Linked DNA regions of Homo sapiens: region 2 is linked to region 1. Evidence: chromatin contacts called from ENCODE POLR2A ChIA-PET data. All regions are on one chromosome and are shown on one strand. Each heading gives the region's core, a stretch centred on a gene start or an enhancer-like site at or near the end of the contact. The rest is flanking DNA. Distances are from core to core; before and after follow the strand shown.

Evidence for each region. ChIA-PET counts read pairs that join two places held with the same protein, here RNA polymerase II (POLR2A).
Region 2: POLR2A ChIA-PET joins it to region 1 with 10 read pairs in activated B cell. The contact joins the promoter of CDK13-DT here to the promoter of AHR in region 1. POLR2A ChIA-PET finds 5 or more read pairs at or near these places in 2 of 52 experiments (CD8-positive, alpha-beta memory T cell and activated B cell).

Annotation. Positions count from the first base shown.
Region 1 is chr7:17,297,219-17,299,918 of GRCh38, reverse strand. It overlaps AHR (aryl hydrocarbon receptor), which reads right to left and starts at 1,267. Exons shown (of 11, transcript NM_001621.5): 1 at 590-1,267. The coding sequence starts at 654. It overlaps LOC101927609 (a long non-coding RNA gene), which reads left to right and starts at 599. Exons shown (of 12, transcript XR_007060234.1): 1 at 599-859. RefSeq lists silencers at 593-642, 683-792, 843-992.
Region 2 is chr7:39,947,970-39,950,669 of GRCh38, reverse strand. CDK13-DT (CDK13 divergent transcript) reads left to right here and starts at 1,251. Exons shown (of 1, transcript NR_158201.1): 1 at 1,251-2,700. CDK13 (cyclin dependent kinase 13) reads right to left here and starts at 414. Exons shown (of 14, transcript NM_003718.5): 1 at 1-414. The coding sequence starts at 28. RefSeq lists enhancers at 347-626, 127-1,045, 1,097-1,346, 1,417-1,546, 1,807-1,856 and 2 more and a silencer at 627-856.

The DNA of each region.
Region 1 (2,700 bases), core at 18-2,517:
ACTTTACCGATATGGTCACGATGAGCGCTACAAAATTGCTGCCAAATAAGTAAATATGAGCGCAACACAAAGCCAGTTGGTGGGGACCAAAAAGTACCTTTAGAGGCACTCAGCCCCTTCGTAAAAGTCAGCATGTGTTTAGCTCTTTAAAACATCTCGCCTTACCAAACTCTACGAAGAATGAGAATTAAGACCGTCCTCTAACCTAACCCATGCGGATATGAAAAGTGGAAGGAGATTTCAAGACAGGTTTATACTAACTAATCCATTAGCCCAAGGCAGATCAGAGCTGTCAACAAATCAGGACCAAATCAGAAAGAACAAAGTTGCAAATGTGAGAGGGTGTGTATGCACTGGTGCGGGGGAAGAGGATGGGTGGGAGGACAATTTTTAAAATGCAATCATTGAAAACGGGAGAATCCAAGTCCTCTGTCTCCCAGCCGGCCTCCAAACCTCGATTCCACGGGCAGTGCCGGGAATGGACCTAATCCCAGGATCGCAGGGATTTGGGGGCGGGGTGGGGCTGCCTCCCGCACCCGCGTGCCTGAGCGCCCAGCCCCCGCGATGAGGACGCGCTCGGGACACTCACGTTTTCTGCACCGGCTTCCGCCGCTTGCGACTGGCGTAGGTGATGTTGGCGCTGCTGCTGTTCATGGTGCCCAGCCGACGGCGGCGGCTACTCCCCGGGCACTGGCGGCCGGGTCCCCGGAACCCGGTGTAGGCTGGGACCACTGCGGCGGCCGGCGCCGGGTTCCGCGAAGCCGCGCCCGCTCCACCTGCGTCCTCTCGGGACAGTGGCGTGGGCGCCGCGCCTCAACGCCTCGGCTCACGCAGGCTTCCGCAGCCCGCGCCAGTACAGGTGAGCTGCCTGGGCCTGGCGCAGTGAGGGTGGGCGAGGGGCGGAGACCCGCGAGCAAGGCGGCGCAGGTGCCGTCTACACCGGCGGAGGCGGCGCGGCAATGCCCGCAGGTGAGGCGGCCCGGGCGGAGGAGGAGCCTGGGCCGTCTATTTAGAATCCTGGCCTGGGTCGCTCACGGTGGCGCCGCGCCCCGTGACCGTCGCCGCGGCCCCTTGGGTGAGGGAGGTGCCGCCGCGCTGCTCCCGGGACTTCCTAAATCCAGGGTGCTTCCCGCCTGCGGAGCTCGGGCGCGGGCCACCAGTCCCGGCTGCTCCCAGCTTCCGTTCGGCTACACGGCTGCCCCTGTTCTGAGCTGGCGGTCCGGGGCACGCTCTCGGAACAGAGCGTCGACGGGACTCCCCAGCCACTGCCTCCCGCCGCCGCGCGCACCGGCTGAATAGCAGGAGCACCCCCGACCCCTCACCGGCCCCGCCCCGCCCAGATCCCGCGTAGCCCCGCCCCGTCCTGCTTGCCCCCGCCCATCTGGATTCCATTCCGTCTTCCTTGAGGGCCCCACCCTCATCCCGGCACGTGATGACGTAGGACGTAAGGACGCCCCCCCCCGCCGGTAGCCATCTTCGTGCATAGGCAAACTTATTGTAGCTAGACTGTACAAAGTATATCAAGATATGCCAAATATTGAGCTTAACTTCACCTGTTTGAGAGACGGTGGGTCAGCTAACTTGTGGCTAAGAATTACAATTAACTGGTAGACAACTGGTAGACAACCAATGGGACTGTATATTTTCCTAGTTGGGAAGGCTTCAGAAGGCCAGATTTGAGTTGAGACTTGAAGGCTAGGAGTTTCCTTGACCTTTTTTGGTGTGCGGGGGAAGTCTTTACAATAGACAGGAATATAGATAATAAGGGGACTATTATGTATTGTGTCATGGAGGACCATGTGGAAAAATATTGGGAGTAATTAACAATATTGAATACTGTTGAGAAATTCAAATTAGTTGAGAACTGAAAATGTCATTCTTGTTTTCTCAATGTGTAGTCACTGATGACTTTCGTGAATGCAGTGTTGGGGTAATGGGCCTGCAAATAACATTGAAGTGGGTACAGGATTGAGCTGAAGATAACAAAATGGCATCCTCAAGCAGGCAATTTTTCTTCCAAGTTTAGCTGTGGATGAGAGACACATCAGATTGTATGTAGGGGGAGTGAAGGGTTAAATGAGGGTTTTCTAGTTTTGGTTTAGTTCTTTAATGGGCGATACTGAGCGGCTTAGAGGGGGTAGAGATAAACTATGTAGGGAACCTGAGGGAAGAGTGAAGGAATGATAGATATTAAGATACCGAAAGCAGGAGGGAATGAGTGCCAAAGCATAAATGGGAGATTAGGACTAATAGATTAGATACTAACAGAAACAGCACTTACAGTGCTTTGCTATTCAGAGTACTCCACAGCTTCTTTTGAGAGTTACAGGAAATGCAGACTCTTTGGGTGTCCTTATTAAATCAGAACCCGAAGTTCACAGGAACTCCCAGGTGATTCAAATGTACATAAAGTTGGAGGAGCAGTTCTCTACCATAGCTGGAGGAAAGAAGGACAGTGGGTGAGATATAGTAGGCTACTAAATTTTGGATCAGAAAAATGAAGGAGATGTAACAAAGAGGGTATTCTAGCATGAGCTACAAAAGAACAATTGTGTTTTGTGGTCGATGATCTTTGTTTTAATTTTAGAAGAGCATAAAGTGAAAGTGATCTGGGAAGTGACAACAAGGAAGTAGATGGACATCCACCCTGTATCCTGTGATAAGAGAAAATAATTAGGCAGTATTGGGGAGACCTTTAGG
Region 2 (2,700 bases), core at 2-2,501, about 23 Mb before region 1:
CCAGCGCCGTGTCCGAGCTGCTCGGCATCGCCTAGAGCCAGCCGCAGAGCGCGGCGCGGGTGCGGCCTCCTCCCGGGTCAGATCCTGGCCATCTCCCCCGCCGGAAACGGGAGCGGCGGCGGAGGGACACCGAGCACCAGAGCCGGCCGGGAAAAGCGCCACGATAATCCGGGTCGGGACTCGGGTCCCTGGGTTCCAGGTCACAGTGGGGTACGCAGCAGCCTCCGGGCCCCAGGGAAGCAGGAATCCGGGCGGCGGAGCTCCCGATTGCGCTCGTCGTCCTATCCTCGGCAGCGAAAACACCAGATGCGCCGGGCGCTGACCTGCGGGGGAGTCCCGAGTCCTCCAAGTGCCCCCGGGGGTGGGGGAGCGGCCTTGGCCGCGCTCTCGGCTCGGGCAGCGCAACGCGGAAGTACCACCTTCGTCGCCGCTTCACTCCATCGCGCCCTGACGTTGGGTGCAAGTTCAGGGGAGGGGAGTGGGCGAGACAACAACACGCCTCCACCGCCTCCTCCTCGGCGTCGACGTCGTCCTCCTGTGGTGGCGGCGACACACCGCAGGCGCCTCGGAAGTGGCCTGGGCCTGACAACAACTCCCGGCCTAGGGCCTCGCGCACTCTGCGGCCCGCGGGGCTGGGCAGCGGGGCGGGGCGAGGCGGGGGCGACCGGGCTGCGGCTCTCGGTTGGGGCAGCGACTGTGCGGGGCTGGGCGGGGGGCTATTTCCGGGGAGATGGGGGCAGGGGCGTTTCTGAGTCTGTGGCGGTAGGTACGGGCCCTGACTTTCTTCTTCTTTCGCCGCCGCCGCCGCCGCCAGCAGAGGTGGCGGAGCTACCCCTTTCCTCCGCTCCCCCCCTCCACGAGGAGGCTCCTGGTGTGCGCGGCCTGCCCCGGCTCGCTCCTCCCCTTCCCTCTCCGCTCCTCGTCAGGAGGAGGGAGAGCAACGGGACTTGCTGGTTGGGCCCTAACCTCCACAACCCCTCCTTCTCGCCTCGCTCTTTCGGCTTTTCCCCTCAGCCCTGACGTACGACCGGGAGCGCGCCCGCAATTCACGCTCAGAGAAAGCCGAAGATGAGAGGTGGCCGGGGCAAGAGAGGCGGGAACAAAGTTACCGCGCACTGGCGTGCTCGCTCCCGCCAGGGGCCGGCAGGCCGCACCGGAAGTGGCATGATGTAGAAACCGCTCGGCTTCCGGCGAGGGTGGGACTCCGTGTGAAGAAGGGTTAAAGAAAGGAGAGGATTCGTGTGCCGCCCACTGCTGTTGCTTGAGACTCTGCCCGTGGTGGCGCGCCTGTCGTGCTTGTTGCTTGCGTCCAGCGCGCAGTGCCGGTTCCGGCTCTGCAGACGCCGCACTGCCTGCCTGTTGAGCGAAAGGTCACAGTGAGAACAAGTGTTTCTGGAGACTGCGAGGGAAATAATGCTGTTGGTGGCCTTCTGGAGTAGGCAGTTACCCCCCGTGTACCTTCAGTCAAGCCCTGGGAGTGGAACAGCTGCGAAAGGAGAGAAAACACCCCGCAAAACAGGGTGGAGATGGCGTTGGTTTAACTTGTCTCACGTACGCCAAAGTTCGAGGCCCCATTTTTTTTTTTTTTTTTTTTGAGACTGAGTTTCGCTCTCGTTGCCCAGGCTGGAGTGCAATGGTGCGATCTCGGCTCACCGCAACTTCCGCGAGGCCCCTTCTTATCCTAAAAAACACACTTGGGAATCACAGCTCAAGCTTCGGTAACACTATTTACTTTAAAATAAAAATTTTTAAAGCTTTAAATCAATACAGGAAATAAGTGGAATGTTAAAAGGAACTACTGAAAATTCCAAATTCTCAGGAGGCTTGAAATAAAAACATCTTGTGCGAATGAGGACTGCCCTCTTAGTACTTCACCCACTTTCACCTTCATATCTAAACCTTTGGGGTTGCCAAACATAGCCATATAGTGACCTCACATCTCATTTCTTGCCTTAGAATTGCCCTTCAGTTACAGACTAAGCACTCGGGATAATTAGATTAAAATGTAAATGGCTTATTGGCTTTTAGAATGGTTGGAAACGCAAGCTAACCCTGTGCAGTGGCACACGCCTGTAGTCCCAGCTACTCCGGAGGCTGAGGCAGGAGGATCTCTGGAGCTCAAGAGTTCGAGGCTGGAGTGAGCCATGACCGTGCCACAGCACCCCAGCCTGGCCAATCAGCAGGGCGAGGCCCTGCCTCTAATAAAAGAAAAAGCTAAGCCGTCTGTTCAATGACTAAATGTAGTAACCCCTTTGAAAATTCATTTGTTCAGATCATCAGTTGGTTTAGTTCTTAAACACTTGGTATCTATCCATCGTTAATACCTTAGTGTAAATTATTTTAATCAGTTTGACATCACAGTATCACAGACTGGCCTGATTTAAGCTAAGATCAGACTTCACTGACCGAGTACAAAGGATGTTGGTTTGCTGAAGGATAAAGGAGGAGGCAAAGGAATAGGTAATCTTAAAGTCAGAGCATTTCCCAGGAGGGCAGGCCTGGGTGGGCAACACCATGGGATGGGCATTGGGAAACTGAATAGAAAAATAGGGGGCAGGGTTCCTAAAACAAATTTCTGGTTGACAGTATTGTTGAGTGAAGGTCCTGTAGCCAGCCTCCTACCAAAGACTGTTTAGCAAGTGGCTTTTTCAGAAACATGTAGGATCAACTTGTTCCATCGTCCTACGTTAGATAGACTGG